Linked DNA regions of Homo sapiens: all the other regions are linked to region 6. Evidence: chromatin contacts called from ENCODE Hi-C or POLR2A ChIA-PET data. All regions are on one chromosome and are shown on one strand. The core of a region is the stretch at or near the end of the contact, and the rest is flanking DNA. Distances in the headings are between cores, read along the strand shown. Region 1 overlaps WDFY2 (WD repeat and FYVE domain containing 2). Region 2 holds the start of RB1 (RB transcriptional corepressor 1). Region 3 holds the start of SUCLA2-AS1 (SUCLA2 antisense RNA 1). Region 4 holds the start of MED4 (mediator complex subunit 4). Region 5 holds the start of WDFY2 (WD repeat and FYVE domain containing 2). Region 6 holds the start of KPNA3 (karyopherin subunit alpha 3). Region 7 holds the start of CYSLTR2 (cysteinyl leukotriene receptor 2).

What was found. Hi-C counts contacts between places; a loop is a spot of excess contacts on that map. ChIA-PET counts read pairs that join two places held with the same protein, here RNA polymerase II (POLR2A). Pooled maps may share reads with other maps.
Region 1: a loop to region 6 is called in a pooled map, with 2.6 times the contacts of the local background. The contact joins the enhancer-like site here to the promoter of KPNA3 in region 6. A Hi-C loop is called at or near these places in 1 of 50 pooled maps. POLR2A ChIA-PET finds 5 or more read pairs at or near these places in 3 of 52 experiments (BJ, T-cell and naive thymus-derived CD8-positive, alpha-beta T cell).
Region 2: a loop to region 6 is called in a map of naive thymus-derived CD4-positive, alpha-beta T cell, with 16 times the contacts of the local background. The contact joins the promoter of RB1 here to the promoter of KPNA3 in region 6. A Hi-C loop is called at or near these places in 2 of 168 maps with a recorded cell type or tissue (CD4-positive, alpha-beta memory T cell and naive thymus-derived CD4-positive, alpha-beta T cell) and 13 of 50 pooled maps.
Region 3: a loop to region 6 is called in a map of naive thymus-derived CD4-positive, alpha-beta T cell, with 27 times the contacts of the local background. The contact joins the promoter of SUCLA2-AS1 here to the promoter of KPNA3 in region 6. A Hi-C loop is called at or near these places in 1 of 168 maps with a recorded cell type or tissue (naive thymus-derived CD4-positive, alpha-beta T cell) and 6 of 50 pooled maps. POLR2A ChIA-PET finds 5 or more read pairs at or near these places in 1 of 52 experiments (naive thymus-derived CD4-positive, alpha-beta T cell).
Region 4: a pooled map shows a loop between it and region 6 (14-fold over the local background). The contact joins the promoter of MED4 here to the promoter of KPNA3 in region 6. A Hi-C loop is called at or near these places in 1 of 168 maps with a recorded cell type or tissue (CD8-positive, alpha-beta T cell) and 6 of 50 pooled maps. POLR2A ChIA-PET finds 5 or more read pairs at or near these places in 1 of 52 experiments (B cell).
Region 5: a map of CD8-positive, alpha-beta T cell shows a loop between it and region 6 (19-fold over the local background). The contact joins the promoter of WDFY2 here to the promoter of KPNA3 in region 6. A Hi-C loop is called at or near these places in 5 of 168 maps with a recorded cell type or tissue (B cell, CD4-positive, alpha-beta T cell, CD4-positive, alpha-beta memory T cell and 2 more), 4 of 37 single-sample maps with no recorded cell type and 13 of 50 pooled maps. POLR2A ChIA-PET finds 5 or more read pairs at or near these places in 1 of 52 experiments (HepG2).
Region 7: a loop to region 6 is called in a pooled map, with 12 times the contacts of the local background. The contact joins the promoter of CYSLTR2 here to the promoter of KPNA3 in region 6. A Hi-C loop is called at or near these places in 5 of 50 pooled maps. POLR2A ChIA-PET finds 5 or more read pairs at or near these places in 2 of 52 experiments (CD4-positive, alpha-beta memory T cell and naive thymus-derived CD8-positive, alpha-beta T cell).

Annotation. Positions count from the first base shown.
Region 1 is chr13:51,634,539-51,638,327 of GRCh38, reverse strand. The region is part of intron 1 of WDFY2 (WD repeat and FYVE domain containing 2); the gene reads right to left. Among named protein-coding and RNA genes, the nearest start is that of WDFY2, 52 kb to the right of the region's middle. Within about 2 kb of position 1,792, at least 5 of the 41 ENCODE cell types and tissues checked have a DNase peak (open chromatin) inside an H3K27ac peak, as active enhancers do.
Region 2 is chr13:48,301,532-48,305,224 of GRCh38, reverse strand. It overlaps RB1 (RB transcriptional corepressor 1), which reads right to left and starts at 1,474. Exons shown (of 27, transcript NM_000321.3): 1 at 1,176-1,474. The coding sequence starts at 1,312. RB1-DT (RB1 divergent transcript) reads left to right here and starts at 1,523. Exons shown (of 3, transcript NR_046414.2): 1 at 1,523-1,934; 2 at 2,733-2,886. RefSeq lists enhancers at 463-532, 773-822, 897-1,620, 1,621-2,346 and a silencer at 1,033-1,322.
Region 3 is chr13:47,998,883-48,002,745 of GRCh38, reverse strand. It overlaps SUCLA2-AS1 (SUCLA2 antisense RNA 1), which reads right to left and starts at 1,341. Exons shown (of 2, transcript NR_189308.1): 1 at 924-1,341; 2 at 55-311. It overlaps SUCLA2 (succinate-CoA ligase ADP-forming subunit beta), which reads left to right and starts at 1,473. Exons shown (of 11, transcript NM_003850.3): 1 at 1,473-1,566. The coding sequence starts at 1,477. RefSeq lists enhancers at 1-1,132, 1,509-1,698, 1,719-1,768, 1,789-1,838 and a silencer at 1,279-1,388.
Region 4 is chr13:48,093,363-48,097,133 of GRCh38, reverse strand. MED4 (mediator complex subunit 4) reads left to right here and starts at 2,030. Exons shown (of 7, transcript NM_014166.4): 1 at 2,030-2,180. The coding sequence starts at 2,056. RefSeq lists a silencer at 2,527-2,821.
Region 5 is chr13:51,582,847-51,586,364 of GRCh38, reverse strand. It overlaps WDFY2 (WD repeat and FYVE domain containing 2), which reads right to left and starts at 1,903. Exons shown (of 12, transcript NM_052950.4): 1 at 1,541-1,903. The coding sequence starts at 1,677. RefSeq lists a silencer at 1,683-2,052 and enhancers at 2,193-2,472, 2,131-2,651.
Region 6 is chr13:49,790,032-49,793,957 of GRCh38, reverse strand. KPNA3 (karyopherin subunit alpha 3) reads left to right here and starts at 1,276. Exons shown (of 17, transcript NM_002267.4): 1 at 1,276-1,520. The coding sequence starts at 1,452. RefSeq lists enhancers at 981-1,110, 914-1,575, 1,576-2,237, 2,242-2,761 and silencers at 1,181-1,430, 1,551-2,120.
Region 7 is chr13:48,651,510-48,655,365 of GRCh38, reverse strand. CYSLTR2 (cysteinyl leukotriene receptor 2) reads right to left here and starts at 1,437. Exons shown (of 5, transcript NM_001308476.3): 1 at 1,349-1,437.

The sequences.
Region 1 (3,789 bases), core at 543-3,042, 1.8 Mb before region 6:
GTTCACACTCTCATTAATACCCCACCCCCAGGAGCATACTAGCTGGTCTCCTTACTCCTTTTCATCCTTCTCTGATCCCTTCTTCACCCAGGCCCTGGCAGTCATCTTTCTAAAATCCAAATCTAATTATGTCAGAACCTTCAAAGATTTGAGGACCACGCTCAACTCTATAGTTTACCAGGCCCTCCAGGATCTGACCTCTGTCTGTTTCTCTGACCCTATCCACCCTAGCTGCCCAACGCTGGCCCCATTAGTAAACTACTCTTGTCAGAGGCATTCAAACCAGAGTGACTCCATCTGGAGTGAGGGCTAGGAAAATGAGGCTGGGACTTGCTGGGCTGCATTCGCAGAAAGTTAGGTATTCCTAGCCTCTAGATGTTTACGGTTAAAAGAACTGGTAATGTTTACTAAACAGACCCAGACTTGGGAGTGTCCTAATATCCCAATATCTTGAGAACAAAAGCATTCCTAATTTTGCTTTAAATAATATCAATTCTTGCAAAATACAGTAATTAAGACAATTAATCCTTTATCACAAACCCTTGTAGCAGAGCACATCTCCCCATTATCTTTTTTATCCTATATGTACAAGCACTGTACCTAGGGTGGACGCATTCCTCCTTTTACTTTCAGGAATGCCCTACTCTGTCTATGGAGTGGTTATTCTTTCACCACTTTACTTTCTTAATAAACTTGCTTTTGCTTTGCACTGTGGACTCACCCTGAATTCTTTCTTGCAAGAGATCCAAGAACCCTCTCTTGGGGTCTGGATCGGGACCTCTTTCCTGTAACACTCAGTTCTCTAACATGGTAGCTGACAAACATTTGGATTTCATAGGTCAAAAAAACAATAACAAAAACAACTAAAAGGGTAGTGAGTGAAACAGAGGGTTGCCAACTTTTCATTTGCCAAAAAAAAAAAATTATTTCAAACAAAAACAAAATCTACAATTTGCTAGCACTTTCATTTTACAAAAAGTTAAGAAAAACATGATCTTATCATTTTAAAACACAAAGAAATTTAATTCTAGAAATAAAATGCTCATTGCATTGCCCCATCCCCTTTTTTAAAAATTTCACTGCACACTGGTAAAACCTTTTGCATGAACTTGCTCAATGAAATCCCTGCCCTAACTCATCATACCTCTATGTCCCTGCACATGCTGGCCTCCTGCTTAGGCAACTGTTCCTCCTCCATCCCCAGTTTTCACCTGCAAAACTAACACACCTTATAGTGCCAGGCAGTCCTTTTCAAATTTTAATGTGCATAAGAATAACCTAGGGATCTTGTTAAAATGCAGATTCTAGTCACAAATATTTTGTCTGGTGTTTCTTCTAGAAGTTTTATAATTTGAGGTTTTACATTTAAGTCTATGATCTGCTTTGTATTCATTTTTGCATGTGGTATGAGGTATGGATCGAAGATCATTTTTTCACATGTGTGTACCCAATTGTTCCAGCACCATTTGTTGAAAAGCCTGTTCTTTCTCCACGGAGTTGCCGTTGCCCTTTGGTCAAAAATAAAGTGACCATATAAACGTGGGTCCCTTTCTGGACTCTATCCTGTTCCACTGACCTATTTGTCTAGGCCAAGTGATCTCACTCACATGTATCTAGATGGATCATGATCCAAAGACAAAGAGCATTCTGTCAGATGACAGAGGACCTGGAATATCCCAGACCTCTTGAACGTTTGCCTTGTTTTCTTTCCCCTGCTGTACTGTATCCTGTCTTTATTAAAGCCTTAGGTAAATATACTTTGTGGAGTCTCATGAGTACTTTCCATACCTGACCCCGGGTAATTGCTGTGGTATTTTGCTTTCCGTCATTAAAAAGACCTTTCTTATCACGAAGCCCAAGGACTGGCTGTTCTCCATCATGCCTCAATGGGTCAAGGTTAATTCCCTCTTTGCCTCTCTGCTAGAACTGGCACTTCCCAGGTTAACTGAGGGCTGATCATAGCCTATAGGCCTGTTTTGATAATAACCAGTTAACCATGACCAAGGTAACTAAGATCATTGTAAAATGAGGAATTTTTTAGTCTGAAGCGTGTTTACAAATCAGAGTGTGTGTGCCAGTGTGTGAACTGCAAATATGCATGTATAAATGTGTGTTACAGAGGTAGCTGAAGCTAACAGACTCATTGACCTGAAAATGAACAAAACTCAGCAAAAACCAAAATCTTTCAAGAAATATCACCAATTACCTAATGGACGATTGTTGGGGTTCCTGATATATGTAAGGGAAGACAAAATTGTGCACCCAGCATGTTGAAAAAAAAGATGATGAAACTTCCGGTGGGCATTCCTTCCATTAAGAGAGTCAAGCCAGGTTAAAGTGTATGTAGGTGCTTCCATATCTGAGAAGGGAATTACACTTTGGTACTGCCCAGATATAGGGACACCAGAAGAGAAATGGGGAATGAGGGTATGGTTACAGTAAAGCTGCCAGTTTTCCTTCCATTAGTTGAAAAAATTAAATAATAGTAGCAGAAGGACTAATAACATATTGAGCATTCATTATTTTCAGACACATTGTGTTTTATTTGCTTTGTATCATTTAATCCTTACAAAAGTACTACGAGTAAGAGAGATCCTGTTTTCACTTCCCCTTTAGAAGTGAGAAACTGTAGTGTGGAGACCCTCACCTGTCTGTAGTTCCCAAGCCATGGGGAAGAAGAACCAGGAGTTCCTCCCGGGAGTTTGACTCGAAAGCCTAAGCCTTACCATGAGACTATTTCTGAAGCTGTCTGAATGCTCAGAGAGAGGAAGAAATCAGACATGGAGGACAAAAGGTGAAATGCAGGAAGTTTGGTGAAAAGTTTTCACTATTTAGAAAACAGAAGACAGGAAGCCGAAAAAAATGGCTTATAGGCATTTAGAGCACCTTGCACAGTGCATTAGCTAGATCTGGATTTGATCACGTCTAATTTATGCCTCAAGGTACAGAGACAAAATACATGCTGTTCTGTGAAATTCTCTCAATTACGCAAAGCTGCTGTTCTTCACAGCCTGGCATGAAAAATGATGATCACGTCATAATTTCTCTCTCAACTCTTGCCATTTAAAAGGTTTAGGACTTCCTGCCGGGGGTGCAGTAGCTCACGCTGTAATCCCAGGACTTTGGGAGGCCGAGATGGGCAGATCACTGAAGGTCGGGAGCTCAAGACCAGCCTCGCCAACATGGTGAAACCCTGTCTCTACTAAAAATACAAAAAAAAAATTAGCCAGGCGTGGTGGCAGGCACCTGTAATCCCAGCTACTCGGGAGGCTGAGGCAGGAGAATTGCTTGAACCTGGGAGGCAGAGGTTGCAGTGAGCCAAGGTGGTGCCACTGCACTCCAGCCTGGGCAACAGAGAGAGACTCCATCTCAAAAAAATAAAACTAAAAAATTAAAAAATAAGTAAATAAATGTTTAGGGCTTCCTTATGGGGGGACTCTGCATTCTTCCCTTCCCTCTACTCCAACTCTGACCTATGGATAAATCCACTTAACCCAACCATGATGCACCCTATTGTTTTGATCAATAAACAAATGTCTTCACAAAAAAGTCCTCCTTGCTCTACTATAGTTCTTTCCTGGTACTGAATATATGGGGAAAAAAAAAACAAAACAAAAAAAACAGCCTTTTCCAATCTTATAGACATGCACCACCACACCTGGCTAATTTTTGCATTTTTTAGTAGAGACGGGGTTTTGCCATGTTGGTCAGGCTGGTCTCAAACTCCTGACCTCAGGTGATCCACCTACCCTGGCCTCCCAAGGTGCTGGGATTACAGGCGTGAGCCAT
Region 2 (3,693 bases), core at 225-2,724, 1.5 Mb after region 6:
GAGTGGAAAGAAATGGGTGAGGGTGAAAGGATTTGGTGATAGACAAGAATGGGAGAGAAAATAGTGAAAAACAGAAACAAGTCCCATTCCCTCTGCAATGAACTTGTCTCAAAGTAGAACCAGTGCTGACAATAATGACAATTACACTCTTTCAATCATAGCTATTTAACCATAAAGTAGAAAAATCAAGAAAAGTAAGATGTTGTAATACAATAAATACTTCCCTTCAAGATCTAGTGCATTCGTATGGACTTGCTTAAATTTAGATTCCACTTAATAAGGGAAAACGAAAATTTCCATTTGCGCACAGAACCACTAATTTTGTGCCAAAAACAAAGGCAAAAAGAGGGGACACCAAGATCCTTGCTGGTTCAAAGTCAAAAGGCAAAATGGAAGAAATAATGAGACAAGCCGAAGCCGACTAACACGCAAGAAGAGTTCATCAAACAGGAAAAAAAAAAGTTTAGAAACTTTCAAGCACTTCTGGTAAATGTCTCATGAAAGTTTTGCCCATGTTTCAGTTCCTCTAAAGAGTTACGCTCCATCAATCACTACAGATGGCTTTGAGTCCCCAAGGCCTCGATGCATTATTGTTCTAAGGAAACGCCGCAAAGCTCCTGAGCCGAGTATCCTGTGGGCAATGGACACTCAGGACCCTGCGCTTCTTGTCCAAGGCTTTCTGGTCGGCCTCTCCCACAAATGGACTTCAGATGCAGTGCACGCCCGGAAGAAAATACTTCCCAACTGTTGCATCGCGTGAACCAAAACAGAAAGTCAGACGACCACCGGAGTACTCCAATTCTCCGGTGAAAAACTCTCCCACAGACACCATTTTTGTATTTTTATTTTTCATTTTTTGCGTCTGATGGACGCTCGCAACGACCCTCTGCCTCCGAGCCTCACAAGAGGGAACTGCACCTGTCACTTCGCTCAGGACCCTAGCCCCACCCGCCCGACACCTGTCAAGTTGAAGCCGAGACCCCTCGCCCAAGAACCCAGAATCCTGTCACCATTCTGCAGACGCTCCGCCGTGGCGGGGGGCAGGGAGGGCGCCTCCTCCCGCCGGGACCCGGCCCCTGGCGAGGACGGATCCCCGCCGAGCCGCCTTGGCGCCCGCCCTACGCACACCCGGGGCGCCCTTCCCGCGTGAGGCGACGGCGGCTCTGCTCGCTCACCTGACGAGAGGCAGGTCCTCCGGGCCGCTGTCCTGCTCTGGGTCCTCCTCAGGAGGGGGCGGCGGCGGCGGTGCCGGGGGTTCCGCGGCGGCAGCGGCGGCGGTGGCGGCCGTTTTTCGGGGGGTTTTGGGCGGCATGACGCCTTTCCGCGGCGGGAGCCAGCGAGCTGTGGAGGAGCGCCGGGGAGGACGACGCGCGCGCACGTCGGGGCACGCCCCGTCCTCTCCCGACTCCCGTTACAAAAATAATTTCAACGTCCCCTGAGAAAAACCGGACGCGCCCTCCCCCGCCCGGCAACTGAGCGCCGCGTCCAACCGCGGGAAAACGTCACTTCCGCCCGCGGCGTCACGTCCGCGAGGCTCCCGGGCCCGCCGGCGTCTGTGGGGAACTGGGGCGCTGGTCGGTGCGCGGGCTGGGACGCTAAGTCATGAGGAATTAAACTGGGAAACCTGGCGTGGGTCCAGGCGCCTTCCAGGAGGCATCCGGCGCGGCCCGGACGTGCTTCTACCCAGAACCACCCCCTCCAGGCCGGGGTGCACTTAACGGGGCTATACAAAGAGTCTGGTGGGTGACTGTGGGCCTCATCCCTATCCCGGGGTCTGATAGGGAAGACTCTCGGGCCCCGCAGGGAATATCTGGCTAGTGCACCCTCGGCGGGAGCGCCACTCTCCCTCCTTGGGCGGCGCCCCCCACCTCTCATCCCGCCCAATCCGTTTTGCAAAGTCGGCCAAAACAAAAACAAACTTGGAGCGCTGATAGGTGCGGAACTTTACCAGTCACTTAGAAGATAGAAAATGTTAGACACTTGCTGGCCTTTTGGGATCACTGGTTAGGGAAAGGAAGGGAGGGAGCTGTGGGGAATGAACGGATAGTAGTGTAATAAAGGATTGTAGTGGTGTAAGAACGGGAAGCACCGTGGAAACGTCTGAGGAAGATTTTCAGGGGAGCAGTAGCTGCTGAATAGAAGTCTGTCAGGCAGGCCTGACATTTACTATGTACCAGGAACTGTGCTGGCCACCTTACATAATTGTCTTATTTAATCCCCAGAAACAGCCTTTTTTTTCTTTTTCTTTCTTTCTTTTCTTTTTTTTTTTTTTTTTTTACTTTAAGTTCCGGGATACAAGTGCAGAACGTGTAGGTTTGTTACATAGGCATACGTATGCCATGGAGGTTTGCTGCACCTATCAACCCGTCATCTAGGTTTTAAGCCTTGCATGCATTAGCTAAGAAACAACGCTTTCCAATGGGTAGTATTAGCTAGTCTACGTTGCAGATGAGGAAACAGGCTCAGAGGAGTTAATTTGTCCAATACCAGGGCCGATGGGTAGCAGAGAATTTGAACTCAATTCTATTTGATTCCACTTGTCCATTATATTATGTTTGATGAAGAAAACAGTGACAGAGAAGGAGCATGTGCAAAGGCACAAAGACATCAGAAAAGAGCTTGCTGGGACTACCACCATCAAACATTGGCTTAAAGCTGTTATCACTTCTGTGTCTCGGTATTTGTACCAATAGATTATCTAGTTTGAATACATTTTTTTTTCTCTTTGGCAGACACTGTTATTGCCCATCTGAACTCGTCAACTGAGAAGGAAAGAGATGGTTTATGCTGTGAATAAAATACAGTTGTGCTGTGATGTAAATCCCCTCATCCTGGAGCAGCTGAGCAAGGTCTAAGGCAGGAAGAACCTTCAAGCAGGTCATGGCTGTAAGCCTCCTGAGTTTATCCCAGCAAGTTGTATAAGGGATTATCTTTTTATCTGCATATTATGACATATGTGAGGATGTGTAAAGGTTTGGCAAGCACTGGCCTACTCAACAGCCAGTCCTACCTAACTTCAGAAATCTTTCTTGTGGGCAAATGTCAGGAGATAGGGCCCAGGCCCAGGTCCAGCTACAAAGAATGAATACAATTAAAGTGCTACTTCCATTCACCTCACCCCAGATTAGTTTAGGCAAGAGCTCAGGATGCAGTTTTGACATTTGAAAGATAAGGAGTAGTCTGCTGGGAGCCTGATAAATTGAAACAGGGATGGCACAGTTCTAAATATTATTAAATAATAGTAATAATATTAAGTATTACTGAGGATGTGACACTTCTGATTGCTGCAGCCATTGTAACGTGAGGCAAGCCAACCTACAGAGAAGGTAGAAATGCTGATATTGGTGCAGGAGGAATTTCAAAAGAATCTGGATCCTCAGTGTTATAAATGAGCCTCTGATTTGGCCAGCCCTGGAGCTGACCTAAGCTGAGCTGAGGTTTTCACTTGTTTGCAACAGAAAGCATCATGACTGATAATGTTTCTCCTGTGCTTATCTTCAGGATAGAGACCAAATCTTGGGTATCATCATTGCCTTAGTACCTAGCACAGTGTTACACACACAGTAAATGCTTGCTTACTAAAAGTAGGGATGGCAGGAAAGTGAAGGAAAGTTCTAGGAACTGAAGTAAACTCTCTTCATACGTAGATATCACTTGCTTTATTTAAAACCAGTTTATCAACATCTAGATTAC
Region 3 (3,863 bases), core at 92-2,591, 1.8 Mb after region 6:
TCATCTTGTCAAAGTTGTCAAATTTATGTTATGTGGTGTTATTTATGGCATTCCTTTTTGGTGTCTGAAGGTTCTGTAATTATATTCCCTGGTATGTTCCTCACATTGGTAATTTGTGTCTTCTCTTTTTCTTTTTTCTTTGCAGTCTTGCTGGAGGTTTGTTAAATTTATTTATCTTTTCAAAAACCAGATCCTTGGCTGGGTGTGGTTGCCCACACCTGTCATCCCAGCACTTTGGGAGACTGAGGCAGGAGGATCGCTTGAACCCACGAGTTGGAGACCAGCCTGGGCAACATAGAGAGATTCTGTCCCTAAAAAAATAAAATAAAAAAATCAACCAAGCCTGGTGACACACATCTGTGGTCCCAAACTACTCCAGAGGCTGAGGTGGGAGGATCCCTTGAGCATGGGAGGTTGAGGCTGCAGTGAGCTGTGATCGCGTCACTGCACTCCAGCCTGGGTGACAGACCAAGACCCTGTCAATCAGTCAATCAATCAATCAATAGCTTCCCTGGAGACTCCAGCCTGCCACCAGCTTTGGTAACTAGTGGCCGACTGTCAGGCCTCTGAGCCCAAGCCTGCACGTGTACATCCAGATGGCCTGAAGCAAGTGAAGAATCACAAAAGAAGGGAAATTGGCCGGTTCCTGCCTTAACTGATGACATTCCACCATTGTGATTTGTTCCTGCCCCACCTTAACTGAGTGATTAACCTTGTGAAATTCCTTCTCCTGGCTCAGAACCTCCCCCACTGAGCACCTTGTGACCCCCGCCCCTGCCCGTAAGAGAAAAACCCCCTTTGTAATTTTCCGCTACCCATCCAAATCCTATAAAACAGCCCCACCCCTATCTCCCTTTGCTGACTCTCTTTTCGGACTCAGCCCGCCTGCACCCAGTTAAAATAAACAGCCTTATTGCTCACACCCTGTTTGGCGGTGTCTTCACACGGATGCGCGTGACACCGATCTCTTTGAGCATCAGAAGCGCATGACACCGACCATCTTCTCTTTGAGCATCACAAGCGCGTTACACCGACCATCTTCTCTTTGAGCATCACAAATGGTTTTATTCATTGCTGTAGGCCAAGGGCTCAAGGCTGTTTAGCACGAAGTAGACACTGGGTAATCATTTCTTGAATGAAACACATTTTACAGATGAGGCAACTGAGGCTGAGAGAAGTTAAGATCACCCAAGTGGCGGCGCTGGTCACCTTTACATTGCAATTCACTAGGAAGTGTTCAGGTTGCTCTGACCGCAGGGCAGATATTGGGGCTGCGGTGCCCAGTTCCAAAGGTCAAAGCTTGCTCCGCGCCCGCCAGGGAGCTGGTCTAGCGGCTGCAGTGTTAACCCGAGGCCCCGCCCCCAACGGGTGGCGCGAGGCGGGGCGTAGGTGAGCGCTGCAGAGAGGCTGCGCCTTGGGCCGCCTGTCGCCTGTGCGCCTGCGCGCGGCGCCGAGGGGACGGGGTCCGACTCAGAAATGGCGGCCTCCATGTTCTACGGCAGGCTAGTGGCCGTGGCCACCCTTCGGAACCACCGGCCTCGGACGGCCCAGCGGGCTGCTGCTCAGGTAATGCCTTCCAGTCCGCTGTCGTCTCGAGGGTCGGCAGGAGAAAGGGTGAGGTGTGAGGGGTCCCGTGGCCCGGCTCGGGGTCACTTCGCCGGCAGTGACATTTTCTGGGTGCCCTGCAAGGCCCTCGGGCGACTTGCCTGGGAGTGCTGCTCGCCAGGACTACGAGCGAGCCCATGTTTGCGCGGCTCTGACCCAGCCCTTAGTCCGCGAGGATCCCCGGCGGCCCGGCCGTGGCTGCTCCTGCAGTTTCTAAGAGATGGGCGGGAGCAGGTGGGCTCTGAGTGGAGGTGAGGGGGTCAGGACATTTTCTGCTGCCATTCCGGCGTCTGGCACGGTGGGCTGAGACTTGCGCCGCCCCTTTTTGGGCAGGGGGGAATGCCCTTCAAAAGTACTTTTGTGTTTCTTGGGAGCTGTCATAGGTGGGAATGTCAGAGGACCAGCGGTGCTTACTGACTTGCCTTTTGTGGGGCAAGGTAGGGAAGTTTCCCCTCTCCTCCAAGTAGTTGTATACTGTTCTACTTGTTAATAGCAGTAATAAGATTATGTTTTCTACCTAACCAGTTGGAGAGGTAAGAAAATAATCTTTTGTATAGCCTTATTTCTGGATAGGCTATAGCATAATAGTTACTGGCCTTGTTTTGAATATTTGATGTGTGCCAGGTAATGTGCTAAGCGCTTTACGTGTAGTTTCTCAGGTTTTTCAGCAACTGTGAGGAAGTCATTCAACACCTGCATCATTGTTGAACATATTATGGTTAAGAGAACAAGTAATTTGGACTAGGTCATATAGGAGGTAAGATCAAAGCTGAGATTTAATCCCAGAGGTGTCTGGTTCTAAAGCCGTGTACTTGAGTTGGCTCCACAACTTCGAAAACAAACATCTTCCTTCCAACTTTGACAACAAAAAACTGTGGAAGGGCATTATTGGTGTCCTAAGTCAATTCCAGAGTTTTGGGTTTTTTTCTGAAGTAACTCTTCATACATGTCATAGTATGAATTGATTTAGGGCCCTCCCGCCCCTACCTTTTTTTTTTTTTTTCATTTTTATTGAAGTTGTTCATACTTTCAGCCTAGGGGTAGTGAGTTCTGTGAGTTTGCTTCCCGATAGAAGTGACTTTTTGACCTTGAACTTCCTTCTTATGAATCTTAGAAGAGTGCTATTTAGTTTTTAGAAAATGGGGAATTTAGTGACAAATACGTTTTCATTCTAGTCAAAATCTTTATCTTTTTGGAAGTTCATTTAAAAGCCTTCATTTCTCCTTATGGAAATTTCCAATATTATTTTCTTTATAACAGTTGCTGTCTTCTACCCTGGTATTAAGAAATGCAGCTCTAGAGTTTGGAAGGACCTTAGTCCAACCCTTTGCTTTTGTAGATGAGGACATAGAAGTACGGAGTCTTAAGAAACTCGTTCAAGGTCACACATTTAATTTAGCAATTTGTTTTCCACATTTTTTTTTTTTTTTCCTTGAGACGGAGTCTTGCTCTGTCGCCCAGGCTGGAGTGCAGTGGCGCGATCTTGGCTCACTGCAAGCTCCGCCTCCCGGGTTCATGCCATTCTCCTGCCTCAGCCTCCCTAGTAGCTGGGACTGCAGGCGCCTGCCACCACGTCCGGCTAATTTTTTGTATTTTTAGTAAAGACGGGGTTTCACCGTGTTAGCCAGGACGGTCTCGATCTCCTGACCTCGTGATCCTCCCGCCTCGGCCTCCTAAAGTGCTGGGATTACAAGCTTGAGCCACCGCACCCGGCCTGTTTTAAACATTTGTTTAAGTTCTCTGACCCTCCTCCAATTTCTTGGTATCTTTAGCCTAGTGTACCTTCGTTGAAAATAGATATTTCAGCATATGTCTTTAAGAATAAGGACATTCTTCCAAATAACCGCAGTGATCATACTTAGGAATTCAACATTGCTGTAACATGAATATATATAGTTTAGATTCAGATTTTTCTAGTTGTCCCCAAAGTGTTCTTTATAGACATTAGATTTTTTAAAAATTTAAACTGGGATGAGACCTTGTGACATTTTCTCTGACCAACTAACCAATTAGGTGCCACCTAGTGACTTATGTGCTAGTGACCTAGTGCTCTTATATGTGTTGCAGTTGTTTATTTACATGCCTGTGAACTCTGTGGCTGGGACCCAAGTGTCTTTATTTTTTTAGTGTCCCTAGCCCACTGTCTAGTTCATAGTCATCACAAAAAATATTTGAGTGTATGACTTTTTGCCAGGCTTATGCTAGTTACTCCCCTACCCACTAATTTTTATTATTATTTTGACGTATAATTTATGTAC
Region 4 (3,771 bases), core at 781-3,280, 1.7 Mb after region 6:
AAGTAGGACTATAATTGGTCATTTTTAACTAATTAGAATCCTTCTAGAATTTTTATGTTTACACTAATATAATGTTCTCTCTCCTCCTACCAGAGTCATGGCTCAATATGACCCGTGAGAGTTGAGTAAACAAAACCAACACATACCGCAGAAGTTTGGCACCCTGGAAACTTAACATAAGAAATGATTGACTAGAGTACTGAGAGGCATGTTTAGAATGCAAGTGTAATGAACAAAGCTTCAATCTACTTTAGCCCATTGCCTGAGAATTGACTGCATTAACAAAAAAGGGTTAGCCAACAGCAGATGCAGGGAACGGTCAGAAAACAAAAGGTGACAAGGATCTCTTGCACTGTCTAGAGGAAAAGGTACCCTGACCTATGAACACAAATAATCCAATCTCTTGAACACAAATATCCCTACACTGTGGAGACACAAAGCCTCATGATTGTGTCATTAATTTTTAATCTATCCTTGTTTGTTCTGATCCAAGTTTAACAAGCAACATCCTGTGATAATATGGCTTCTCATATAGTTTTGTCTATGGGAAAAAGATATGTTTGGCACTATTACTTTTCATCGTAAGTGAGTAAATCAGCATTCTAGATTACGCAGCAGTTGCTATGAGTGAATTTATTTAACATGAATTTCTAAAAGACTTGTCAACTCTGGGTGCCCAGGAGTCAGGTTTAGCACCTCCAAAAAGACAGAGTAGAGGATGAGACCCTGAAATGAAAGGACTACAGGTACTACTACCTCATGGGAGTGAGGCAGTCCCAGACCATCTTTTATAATAGCAATATGGAATCCTCATTCCCAATAGGCTTGTAACTTTGCTTTTTTCTGGTAGAGAGTGATCCCTACTACATTGTTATCCCTAGGAAAAGTAGGCTAAGACGTATTTTTGCCTTTGACAACCAGTTCTGGTTTGGAATGTGTGGTACATCAATGACTTAAACTATGTTAATTAACTACTACTTATGTACTGTATTGGTTCCTTCAGTTCAATAATTAACCTGAGTAATGAGCAAAACATTTTGTTGGAAGATGTATGGCTATAAAGATGGATTATAGCAATGTGGAAGTAACCTAACTGTCCATCGTCAGATGAATGGATGAACAAAAGGTGCCATATGCATACAATGGAATATTAGTCTTAAAAAGGAAAGATATTCCAGCACATGCTACATCATGGATGAACCTGGAGGACATAATGCTGAGTGACATAAGCCAGACACAAAAAGACAAATACTGTATGATTCTGCTTATATGAGGTACCTAGAGTAGCCAAACTTACAGCAATGGAAAGTAGAATGGTGGTTGCCAGGGCCTGGAGAAGGGAGGGATAAGGAGTTAGCATTTAGTGAGTACAGAGTTTGTTTTACAAGATAAAAGGTTTTGGAGATGGATAGTTGCTCAACAGTATGAATGTATTTAATGCCACTGAACTATCCACTTAAAAATGGTTAAGGTGGGCCGGGTGCGGTGGCTCACGCCTGTAATTCCACCACTTTGGGAGGCTGAGGCAGGCGGATCACGAGGTCAGGAGATTGAGACCATCCTGGCTAACAAGGTGAAACCCCGTCTCTACTAAAAATACAAAAAATTAGCCGGGCGTGGTGGCGGTCGCCTGTAGTCCCAGCTACTCGGGAGGCTGAGGCAGGAAAAATGGCGTGAACCCAGGAGGCGGAACTTGCAGTGAGCCAAGACATCCGCGGCGATGCACTCCAGTCTGGGCAACAGAGCGAGACTCGTCTCAAAAAAAAAAAAAGAAAGAAAGAAAGAAAAAAAACCATTAGGCCCAGGAGAATCAGACTGCGTTGCCCCCACTGTTCTCAGTTCAGCTGTCGCTCCCAGGGTTTGGACCAGAAAGCCCTCGCCGGCCCAACAGATGGCGCCGGTGTCCGCAGTGCGCCTCCAGGCCCAAAGGGGGCGCTCTCGCCAGGCCTCTTTTTCCTCTCCTGGGTGACTCTTCCGCCTTCCGAGCCCGCCTTCTCGCCACGCACCTGCGTCAGCTCGCTCTGCGCGTGCGCCGGTGGCGGGACTCTGGGGAAAATGGCTGCGTCTTCGAGTGGTGAGAAGGAGAAGGAGCGGCTGGGAGGCGGTTTGGGAGTGGCGGGTGGTAACAGCACACGAGAGCGGCTGCTGTCTGCGCTTGAGGACTTGGAGGTCCTGTCTAGGTAATGCGGCGAGCCTGAGAGCCGGGCTGGAGCTGGGCCGGGGGACTGACCCCGGAGCCGGCCGGCCCTGCGTTTGTGCTCGTTCTCGGGGTTCGGCGGGGAGGGCCAGCTCGGGAGTTTCGGGTGCATGAGGGTCATGGACGTGGGGTCCGCAGCCCTCTGGCACTCTGGGCGGCGGTTTTTCCCGTTAGAGGGAATTTTAGTAATGATAAGAACTCGCGCGGTCTGAGCCTCTTCGTCCGCGGCCAGCCACTTAACATTTATGGAACGCTCCTTGGGGGCTCAGCATTGGGGAGACGGTAGTGAAGGGTAGACTGGATGCCAGCTGTCGAGAGAGAGACAGATGTGTAAACTGGCTTGGGGCCTGTTTTTATTAGAGGGCTGCGCTGCGGGGTACTGGAGCACAGGGACTAGGCACCTTTTTTGGTTGTAGTCAGGGCAGGCCCTCTGAAGAAAGTGCTGCTTGGGAAGCATGAGCTCGCCAAACTCACTAGGCAGCACAGATAGATGGAACAGCAAGTGCAAAAAGCCTGGCTTGGTGGAGTTGCAAGTTGTTTAGGATGGTTGTGTGTCAGAGATAGGAGATGAAATTAGATGTCGTTCTTCATATTCTGTCACCTTTCATGATAAGTCTTTCAAGTTGAAGCCTTCCTTGACTCCCTCCCATTGACTTGGATGGTAAATTATCTTGGTTCTACCTCCTAAAGTGTCGCTCCAATTTGCCCTCTCGTTCCAACCCCGCTGTTCATAACTCCTTCTTAAATGTAGCCTCCCAAACAGTTTTAATTGCCTCATGCTTCTGCACTTTATCCTTTTATATTGGCCGATACCAGTTTTAAAAGGCATCTTATATCACTTTTCTGCAGAAAAATTATATAAAAGCTACCTCATTGGTAGGTTTGCGTTGTCCAGTGAGGTAAAGTTCAAATTCTTTAGTCAGACTTCCACATCTTCAGTGCCATTCCCAGTCTACTCCCGATTTGGTGAATGATTCATATATCCTTCAGAATCCAGCTCAAATGTCACTTTTTCTATAGCCAACATTCTTTGACAGCTTTAGAATAAATCTTACCTGTTGTATTTTAAAATATACGTGATATAATCAGCACTTTATTTTTGGTGTAAATTTAGTCCTTGCCATCGTATTGCTACCAAGTTACCAGGTCAGCACAATATTTAATGATGGAAGAAAACCCGAAAACACCTAGACAGCAGAAATTAAATGGCTTATGTGTTTGATCCACTGTTTAAAATAAACTGTATTAGGGCCGGGTGTGGTGGCTCACGCCTATAATCCGAGCACTTTGGGAGGCCAAGGCGGGCGGATCATTGGAACTTCTTCACAGAATGAAGCTGCTCTGGTGGTGTGACTGGCTTCCAGAAAGGTCTCATGTGTTCACTCAGAGGTAGTTATGTGTACTGATTCTGTGATCTGTGAAGTTTGTCAGTCTCTGAATGTAATTTGTGTCTGGCTTGCATTTATGAAAATGAGAAGAAAAATCACGAATATACCTTACATATTTTTAGATTTAGCCTCTTTAAAAATAGTGGATTTATAACTTAGGATCTTTTTTTTTCTATTAACCTGATT
Region 5 (3,518 bases), core at 654-3,153, 1.8 Mb before region 6:
CCATGAATTTGCTTATGAATTTTCCACAGCAGTTAGAAATTGATCAGTTCCATCTCCAGTAGTTACAGACTGGGAAAGTGACATCTACCAATATATTCCTTCAATATATTTTATGGAATATATCCCATAAAAACAATACTGTGCCAAAGAATTTCTAGGTCCAGAAGCAGTCTTTTTAATAAAATTTTGCCTTTATGGAAAAAATCAAACTTTCTCATAAGGCTTCTCTGTGAATTTCAAAAGGGTCCTACATCCATGTACTCCATTTCAGCCATGAATTTCTTCTGTTCATTGCAGAATGCTTGCCACTGGTGTATGTTTACAATGTTTTCCATTGGATCTGCACAGGAAATTAATCAGGCGCCATTTGTATTGAGCATGATGTAGACAAGAACATGTCATTAATATACTCATCCTAGTTATACTGAAGAACCTAAGACATGAACAAACCTATCGAGCTCAATTGTTGAGGCCACACACTATGCTAAGTGCGGAAATGACTATAAAGACAGCAATGAGCACTTTGTTGCTCAGCCTCTCAATTTTGAGTCACCAAGAAAGGATACTTTACCTCTGCATGATTTGAACTTATATTAAGAAAACCTACTTACTGTAAAATCCCCGTGTTATGTACCTCTACAGTGTTCTTTTGTAAGAATGCTTATATAGATTTTACCAAAGAAACAATTTCAGATAAATTATCATAATACTATCTTCAAGCAACATTACTCTAGAAATTAGCTTCATCAGCTTTATTCCTGCATATTCAAGGAAATTCAGTTAAAGCGAAAACGCAAAACAGAGAGAGTATTTGAAGGCAGAACAACTAGTTCCACTTCTGCATATTAAGCAAAATTAAGCAAAAATAAAGGAAACAGGCAAAGGGAAGGAACTCAAGAGCTATTTGCAGCAGTGATCCGTTACAAGTTCTACGCGCTTCTCCTCGAGCTCCAAGAGATAAGGAGGGGAAAGGAAAGAAGGCACCACGCAGAAGCCTAAACTTACTCTTGGTACAACTTAGAATATTCACTGAATTCAGCCTAAGATGTCTGGGTTATCTGGATTCAGTAGGAATGTCTGGGAAGAAGGAGTGGCATTTGCTTTCTCCGTTTGAAACCCTGGGAGCTGTACGAGAGTACCCCAAACCCCTTGGTTATCTTGCAGAGGCGGCTCAGGGCATCGTTCCCCAAGCACACACCTGCAAAGCCGGGCGGCTCCTCCCCTCTTTCCCTCCTGTCCTCAGGGATGGACCAAAGTCCCTCCAGCGCACCGTTAGCCCGAGGGCCACCCGGCTCCCGCAGGCACTACCCAGCCCGGGGTGAAGCCGGAGCGCTCGCCGCCGTCCCGGCTCCGCTTCCCGGAGCCACACAGCGGAGGCGGCGCGCAGCTGAACACCGGCACCACCAGGATGCGCATTACAATAAAACTTGGGGGAGCAAGTCTACACTCGCGCCGACGTGAAGGCACAGCCCCTGACGCGGGCTCGAGGGCCGTCGGCCCGTCCCGCCCCTCCTCGCGGCCGAATGGCAGTAGTCCATACCTGTCCTCGGAGACGCTGATGACGCCCTCCTCTTTGGGCACGATCACGGCCATATTCACCACCTCCTGGGACCCCTCCATCCGCTGCAGCAGGATCGGCTTGCGGGTCAGAGGCTTGGGCTGGATCTCCGCCGCCATCGGAGGAGGGGGCGCGCCTGGGGCGCCGCCGCCAACCGCGCCGCGGGGCCGGGCTGAGGAGACTGCTGGAGCACGGACACAGGTTGAGACAGAGACTCTGGCTGGCCGGAGCGGAACGCCGGAAACCGGCGAGCATAGCCTGGCCGCCTCTCTCGGGAACGACTCCGCGCTCCCTGCTTCAGGCACCAAAACCGCCACGACCTGGGATGCAAGCCGGCGCCACTACAAGAGGAGGGGGCGGAGCGCCGGGGGGCGGAGCCTGTGTGGGCGGGGCCTGCCGCAGGGGGTAGCCGCTGGTGGGCGCGAGGGCGGCTCCACTTCCGGGAGGGTGGTGAAGGAGGAGGGGAAACCTGGAGCAGGAGGCGGGGATCTGGTATCCCAATGCGCGTGCGTCAGTCCCGCAAGCCCATTTTCACCCCTCCCCTCCGCGACTCCCCGGGCGCTGCAGCACCACTAGGACGCATGCGCTTTCCGTTCCTCGCGGTCTTCTCTCTGCCTTACACACCCAAGGGTTAGGCTCCTCCCTCTTTAACCTCCCGTGAACGCGCGTATACACACCCCTGGGGACGCGCTTGCCAGACGCCACGCCCCTTCGAAATTCCCTGAAAAGAGGGCGGAGGTGGGGCGGGGAAAGGAGCGCCTCAGCAAGACCGGAAAGAGAAGAGGCCTGCAGGAAGGAAAGCCGCCCAACTCGTTGGGACGTGACTTGGCATGCGCGCGGGCTACCTGGCCTAGCGGTCTTAACAATGAAGCGCGGCGGGAGGCCGCTTACTGCTCCCAACATGCACCAGGCCCAGGCTGCCGGAGGGAACCCAGTGGCCTCCTGGGAGTCGTAGTTTCTTGGAGCCTCCGCCCCCTTGTCCTGGAATGACCTATCGCCCACTTTCTGCGCTATGGGCCTGAGGAGCTCAGCGGCCTCCAGGGCCATTGGCCAAGTCAGGACCCAGACTTGCCTCTATGGGAACTGAGGGGCAGCCCCCAGCTGAGTAGGACGTCACCACTCCTAGGGTCAGACTGATGCTCGGAATAGTGGCACGGAAGGGACATGAAAAGGAGAGAATCTTTCATACAGACATCTTCAAGGGAGCTCAGAGAACATATGGGGTGTCTATCCCCTCGTTTTCTTAGATGGCTAAATTACACAGCCAAGGTTACTTTAGTGCAAAGTTAGGGCTAAACAACCCCTCCTTCCCTCCAGACTTGAACCCAGGCCCCTAGTGCTGGCTTCTTTCCATTTCCCCAGCAATCCAGCCTTTTTAGCTTGCTCCAGACACAACGGACAGAGTTACTGTAGTTACTGACTGAATGTTAGGTGCCTACCAGAAGGCCTGGCATGTGGGGTTGATCGTGAAGACTAAGCTCTGCTTTTTTATCTTGCCCAAATTCCTATCTAAGGGGTCTGGGGAGTCATGGCCTACAAAAACCATAAATTCTCATCAGATGGGTTTTGACCATGTAGGTCATGACTTACTTTCCAGTCTGACTCTGGCGTAACAAGGAAGAAAATCAAAATGTTTTACCCCAAATTATATTTCCTTGCCATGCCTTAAAATTGCCCTGCAAAGTCTCTTGTGGGAAAAATCCACATTCTATATCCCCTTTCCCCTTTGTTTTCCTTCCTTCCTTCCTACACCCAGGAGATAACCAACTAAGAGCCAGGCACCGTTTTAGGTCTGGTAAGGAACATTTTACAACCTGCTGTCTCTAAAGGCTGCTATCTAAAAGATTCCTCTGCACAATAAAACCTGGTCTCCACAATCCTTTACCTTAACCTGAACATTCCTTTCCGTTGATCCCAGGTCTTCAGATAAACTCAACCAATTGTCAACCAAAAAACGTTT
Region 6 (3,926 bases), core at 27-2,526:
GTGGCGCCATCTCGGCTCGCTGCAACCTCCGCCTACCGGGTTCAAGCGATTCTCCTGCCTCAGCCTCCAGGCATGCGCCACCACGCCCAGCTAATTTTTGTATATTTAGTAAAGAAGGGGTTTCACCATGCGGGCCATGGTTGGCCAGACTGGTCTCGGTCTCTTGACCTTGTGATCTGCCCTCCTCGGCCTCCCAAAGTGCTGGGATTACAGGCGTGAGCCACCACACCCGGCCGAAAGCAGCTCTTTATCAGTGTAATCCATCCAAATTTCCCTCTTTCATTCTTTCGATGCCCCCAGAGGGAGTGGGAGTGCTACACAGGAGAGTCTGCGGACCAGGGCTGGGCTGCTGCCTGAAGGCTAAGATTCTGTGTGGTGGTAGAACAAGAAGTGTTGGGGGGCATGTAAATACAGGGACTGCCAGAGTGAAGGTTGCAGAACCGGGCTTGGAAGGATGATGAAGAAACTGGGCGACACTAAAGCGCCAGTTCAACAAGTATTGCGTATCTACGACGTGGTAGGCATTGTTTTGACACTAGAGATTCAGCAGTAATTCAACCAAAGTACCTGCTCTCATTGAGCTGAATTTCCGCGCGGGCACCTAGGTAACGCATATAAACACTCGTATCACATACATACACATGTACATGTCAGGTAGAAATGCTATTTATAAAACTGAAGCAGAGCATGGGAAGAGCGAATGAAGGTGGCTATTTGAGAAGACCCCCAAAAAAGCGAGACTGCAAAGCACTCGCGGTTGTTCCTTTTCTGATCTTCTAGCTACAGGCAGCGAGGTGCGCTCCCAGGAAGGCCCGCCCTCTTCCTCCTGATAGGGCGCAAGGTGCCAGGGACGCTCCCCCGCTCTTCCCCGCCCAGAGGCGGCCTTGTGGGGGCGGAGCTTTGTGCCCAGCAACATGAGCGCGGCGCGCAAAGAGCCGCGCGCGGAAGGGTCCCGGCATTCTCCTCGTTCTCACTAGGCGTGGAGAATTACTCCAGGCGGATCGTGGCATGATGGGAACTGTAGTTGACGACCGCCGCCCCGCGCCTGAGGGGCAGTAAAAGTCGCCAGGTCCGGCTCCATTTCTGGCACAAAACTTGCAGCACCGAGGGGTTGTGGAGAGCCCTTGCAGGGGAAGAGGGCAGGGTCATCCCGAGAACCAACGGGCACGTATAGCCCGGCGAACGCCCAAGCCGGTCACCGCCCCCGGTCACGTGTCGCCAGCCTCCGCGGCCGCGCGCCGCTCTCAGCACCGTTCCCGCCCCACCCGGCCCGGCAGTCGGCCCGCGCCTCCCCCGGCGCTACTGCCACCTCGCGCTCGGAGGCGTCACAGAACGTGCTCTTCTCTCCCCTCCCCCCTCCCGCTCTCCCCCTCCTCCCCCTCCCGCTCCAAGATTCGCCGCCGCCGCCGCCGCAGCCGCAGGAGTAGCCGCCGCCGGAGCCGCGCGCAGCCATGGCCGAGAACCCCAGCTTGGAGAACCACCGCATCAAGAGCTTCAAGAACAAGGGCCGCGATGTGGAAGTGAGTGTGCTTCCGCGGTCTGGGCCCGCCTGGCCGCGCCGGCCCGGCGACGCGGGGAGGGGCGGGGGGCCGGCGCCGGGCTGGTTCTCGTCGGCTTGTGGTCGGCCGGAGTTGGCCGCCGCCTCCCGTCACCGCGGCCCCGGGCTGGGCGGAGCGGGCGGCGAGACGCCGGCCGGGCTGCAGTCACCCCCCGGAGCTGCCGGCGCGGCGACCGGGAAATGCCGGCGTTTTCGGCCCCGTCACGCGGGCGCGGCCTGGTGTCGGCGAGGAGGGGATGTGGAGCTGAGGCGGGGTCCGCGGGCCAGGGCCGCCCGGATGAACGGGGATGCTGCCGCCCGGGCCCTCCGACCGCACAGCCGAGGGGGCGGCCGCTGCTTGCGCCCGCCACCGGTGCAACCTTCCGTCCGGTGCAGCCCCCTCTGCGCCTCCCGCGCGGCTCACATGGAGCCTCGGCTCTGCCGGTCCGGGCTCCTACCTTCTGCGAGCCGGGCCCAGGCGGGCGGTGGCGGCCCGCAGAGGGGGGTGGGGACCAGCCGGGTAACTGACTTGTTTGAGGGTGATCGATGGGGGAGGGTAGGATGCGCCAGGACCATTTTCTTATATTCCAGTGCTCGTCTTTGGACTAGTCGTGCCGAGCTGTTGCAGCTCATACTCCTGCAACTGCTGGCATTTGGAGCGAGCTGAAGGTGGACAATAGTTTGCCATCTATTGTGTTCAGGCTTCGGAAAAGAGGTTGCTCCGACCTCCGCTCATAGGACTTGTTTTCTTAGCCTTTCTTGGAGTGGGGTGTGCATAGGGTGATAATTTCTTTGACACGTTTTACTAAAATAAATTGGATACACAGGTTCATAATTCTCTTACATACCTCTTGCTCCAAGCTAGTAGAATTTCCAAGTGGTTGCAAAACTAAACATTCATCGCGGTCACTCAGTTAGTTGCTACTCAGCATGTTGCCATTGTCTCATTAAGGTGACATTAGCAGGTACTATTTGCAAACTCGGCTTATTGAGGCAGCGCTAGAGGTCTCTCTGCAGCTACTGAAAACAGTAAGTATAATGCACAAACTTCACTGGGACCGTGACCTTTGGATTTGTTAGGGGGAAAATGGTTTTAAGGCCGCAGCCTTCTTTGCTAATACTAGGCGACATGATTTGCAGTTTTGTAATTTTTGATAAGCTAGTGTGATTAAGAGGTGTGTTTTATCCTGTCTTAAGGAAGGTTGTGGGGTAAATATACCATTCAGTGTTCTATTTTGTAGAGAAACAGACAAACTCAGGCCGTTTTTCAGAGCTACAAAATTAAATACTAGTAGGAAAGAACCTAGGGAGATATCCGTGGAATTCCCATTTAAATGAGTCAAATAAAGATCATATATTCTTTCCTGGTCATGGTTAAATACCCTTTGTAAGAAATACATCTAAGCGAAAGTAAAACTTGGGAATAGGAACAAGAAATTTTGGAACTGCCTCCTGTTATTGGTCCACTTGATGACAAGTGTTAATTTTGAACTTTTCCCATTAGGAATTTTTCTTGAAGCCTATCCTGTTCCAAATAAAAATTTATTGAAAAATACTCATTGTTTGTACAGAAAAACCAGTAACATTCTTCTCTCGGATATTGGTACAGGTTTTTGTTTCATTGTTTACCTCTATTGTGTTCTGGTAGCTCAGTGATACTTAGTAAGGACTCCTGCACATAATAGGTACACAACAAATATTTGCTGATAAGAATGTAACCCGTGACTTTTAGATGCATGAAAAAGAGCATGGTTGCTAAGCCATTCAGCCTGGTATTGGTCACAACATTACATTTCTCGGGATTCTATAGTGTAACTAAAACATGAAATAGACATTCAAATGGTAGTTCTAATGTGGCAGACACTGTTACGAGCTTCATGATACCTTATTTAATCTGTGTAACAAGTATATGAAGTGTGGCATTATCCCCACTTTACATGAGTAAAGTATTTTTTGAGACGGAGTCTTGCTCCTTTACCCAAGTTGGAGTGCTCAGGCACTCATAGCTCAGCTGCAAGCTCAAACTTCTAGGTTCAAGGAATCTTCCCACCATGGCCTCCCAAGTAGCTGGGACTACAGGCGGACACCACCACACCTGGCTAATTTTTTAATCTTTTTTAGAGACGGGGTCTCGCTTTGTTGCCCAAGCTTGTCTTGAACTCCTGGGCTCCAGTGATTCTCCCGCCTCGGCCTTCCAAAGTGTTCGAACTACAGATGCTAGTCGTCACACCCAGCTGGAACTTTAGATAAAAAACCTCAGTGTGCTTATGTAGCCTGTGCATGTCACTCAGTGGATATGGGTATTATTTATTCACTAATTGTCTATTGGGTATCTATCAATGTTAGGTCTTGGGGATAAGGAATAAGATGCAGTCTGTACTTCAGGGAG
Region 7 (3,856 bases), core at 188-2,687, 1.1 Mb after region 6:
CTTCTGCCTCCAAATCCAATCCCATCGATCTTCGCTGTGCCCACAGTGTGTTAGTGAACTGGCCAGCTATTAAATGCCCACCTTGTGTTTAATCTTGAAGAGTTTTAAAAGGAAGCCTGGCTGCCTTGGTAGATTCTAGCAGATATGGGCGTGATTCAGATACATTTAGAACACACTTGAGCCTCAACTTCTCTAACTTTTAACCACCGAAGCACTGGAAACAAATCCATCTCTTTAAAACATTAGTAAATCGAAACACAAGTAGATTCTTATCTCAAGAGTTTATGTGGCTGAGTAGATGATAGAAATTTCTAGAAGTCTTATGTTTCCCACAAATTATTTTATAATTTGCATTATTTATGTAGTGTTGAAAGGGAGATTTGGTTGGCTTGCCTTAAATTATACCTCCCTTTCTCCTAATACATATTACTCTCAGGTATATTTCAGAGACAGAAAAATATTTTGAATGACCTAGGTCATCTGTTTTTATGCTGACCACCCATTAGAACCACCTGAGAAGTTTCTGGAAAACAAGATAAAATACTGCAGATGACTCACTGATCTCCAAAAGTTAAGCTTCAGTTATTCTAGGGGTAATTTTCTAATCTCCTCAGAGTCGGGTGATTCTGGCCAGATGTGCAGCCAGGGTTGAGAAACACTGATTAGGGTCCCAGTGGGGTAAGGAACAGATTATATGCTCATGATCTCACATACTCTTTCATTCTCATTGTGCCTCTGAGCAAAACCATTGAAATATATGTGCTCAGATTTAACTTCTTCTACCCCTAAAACAAGACACTGAATGGAAAAAATATATCTTATATAATAGAAGGACCCAAACTATGAAAAAGAGGATAACAGCCAAAAATGGAGGAAGTATAGTAAAGTTCCTCAATGCAATAATATGCAGCAGCTTTAATTTATGATTACAAAGAATTCACAGCAACATGGAAAAACCATAGACTGATATGGAGGAAATGAATACAAACTTGTCCATAGTGTAGGGACGCAACTATGAAAACTAAAGTTATATGTGCATACACACACACACACACACACTCACACACACACACACACACACACACACACACACACACACACACACACACACACAAAGGGACGATCCCCAAAATATCAATAGAGGCTATTTTGGTGGAGAATTTGGCTTCTTTCAACATTTTTATACTTCCACAGTATTTTTTAAACTACCATGTACATGATAGGAAAATAACATTTATAGTAGAACAAAACAAATTTACTTTTAAAAAATTACTCCTCTGACTATTATGTGATCATCAAGTCATGATGCTCAACACTGAATTAACAAAACAAAGATTAAAATGCCCACCTGAAGGTCTCTGTCTTTCAGCTGCCCTGGCTTCTGCTGCCTCTATCTCTCCTGCCTTTCTCCTCCGAGTAATTCAGGTTGCTCATTTCAAAGAAAAGTGAAAGAGCAAATTATATTTATGAACAGTGCCAACCAATAGCAAGCAAGTCAGGAAGTGTAGCAGGTCATCTGTGCTTTTTAGAAGCCATTGTAGATGTTAGTGCAAGCTCCCTTCTCAAGAAGGGTGAAAATTTCCAGTTAGGGGCTATGTCTAAAAAGAAGAAACCTAAAATTGCCCTGCCCCTCTAATGACTGGTTTTTTGTCATTATCTTTCTCAAGAGATCAAGCGGATATGATGGGTTAGAGTCAGGAATTTTAAGTGGCTTTTAGTTCTCCTAAATGGTTTCTGTTTCCATGGCAACAGAAATAGCAACATTGCCTTACACACATAGCACTTTAGACTTTTTTAAAGCACTTCCCTCACTCACTTGCATTTTCAGCTCACTTGCACTCAGGCAGAGACCTTATCCAGTCTGCTGAAAATGTTCTGTCAGAGGTCACCAAAAACCTCCTTGTTGCTTACATAAAAAATCCTTTCTCAGTCCTCACCTTCCTTCCCCTCTTGTTTGCATAGTTGACCATTGCCACTTTCCTGAAACTTTTCCCTTTTTTCTCTGACTTTCCTGGTTCTTTTTCTACCCCTCAGATTGCTCTTCTTTGCCTCTCTTTCTGATGCCTCTTCTTCCACCCCTTTTCTACGTGTGAGCTTTCCCCAGAGGTCTGTGTTCTGACTTCTTCCCTCCTTCTCTTGCTTTTACCTATCTGATCCACAATCATGGCCAAATTTAATGTGGCCCAGGTGGAGCTTTTCTCTTCCTCTCTTAGTCCTGCATCCCCCCATCTACCCTGTCTAAGCAAATGGCACCACAATAATTTAGCCAGTTCATCCATCCATAAACCTAGAAGTCACTTTTAACTTCCCTCTTTCTTCCACCACCCACTTCTGAGCCAACAAGTTCCATTTGTTCTGCCCATAAAATATGTTCCAAATCGAACCATTACTCATCTCTCCATCACTGTTCAAATCCTCGTTTCCTGCATAGAAAGCTGCAGTAACATTAAGCAAGAAAAATAAGTAAAAGGGATCCAAATTGGAAATAAATAAGTAAAATTTTGTCTGTTTGCAAATGATAAAATCTTATATGTAGAAAAACCTGAAGATACCATGCACACACACACACACAAAACCCCAATAGAACTAATAAGCAAGCAAATTGAGCAAAGTTGCAGGACAGGAAATCAATACACAAAAATCAGTTGCATTTATATACACTAACAATAAACAATCCAAAAATGGAAACTAAGGAAACTATTCCATTTATAATAGCATCAAAATGAATAAAATACTTTGGATATATACTCAGTAGTAAGGTTACTGAATCTTGTTGAGATCTCTGCACTCTCATGTTTACTGTAGCACTATTCACAATAGCCAAAATATGGATCACCCGAAATGTTCATCAACAGAAAGATGGATGAAAAATGTGGTATATATTCACAATTGAATACTATTTACTGATTTAAAAAGAACAAAATTTGTCATTTGTGGCAACATGGATGAGCTTGGGAGACATTATGTTAAGTGAACTAAGCCAGGCATAGAAAGATAAATACTGCATGTTCTCACTCACATGTGGAAGCTAAAAAATTTGATCCTATAGAAGTGGAGAGTAGAATAGTGGTTACTAGGGGCTGGGAAGAGTACTTTCTAGGGGTGAGGGTGAGTGGTTTTCTGTGCAGCTTCTTCATGCAGCTGTGGAGAAGGGGCTGGGACCAAGGTTGCTCCTCTGAAGACAAGGTTCTTCCTGGGTCTGGGATTCTATTTCTAGTATTTTATTTATCCCAATTAGAACTCACAGTACACAAATGTTATATTACCATTCTCATCTTTAGGGGGCAAAAAGCTTGAAACAACATTTCATTCTACAAGCAGTCACTATAGATATTCATTCTTCTCCAATAAAAGCCCAATTGGCCAGGCGCAGTGACCTCACGCCTGTAATCCCAGCACTTTGGGAGGCCAAAGTGGGCAGATCACGAGGTCGGGAGTTGGAGACCAGCCTAGCCAATATGGTGAAACCCTGTCTCTACTAAAAATACAAAAATTAGCCAGGCATGGTGGCACGCGCCAGTAGTCCCAGCTACTTGGGAGGCTGAGGCAGGAAAATCATTTGAACCCGGAAGGTGGAGGTTGCAGTGAGCCAAAAAGCCCAATTAATTGACTAATGTTCATCTCATTAAAATGAATAAAGTGGGCTGGATGGAGTGGCTCACCCCTATAACCCTAGCACTTTGGGAGGCTGAGGCAGGAAGATCTCGAGTCCAGAACAGACTGAAAGCAGTCTGAGTGACACAGGGAGACCCCATCTCTAAAAAAAAAAATACAAAAATTAGCTGGACATGGTGGCATGTGCCTATAGTCTCAGCTACTCAGGAAGCTAAAGTGGAAGGATTGCTTGAGCTGGGGA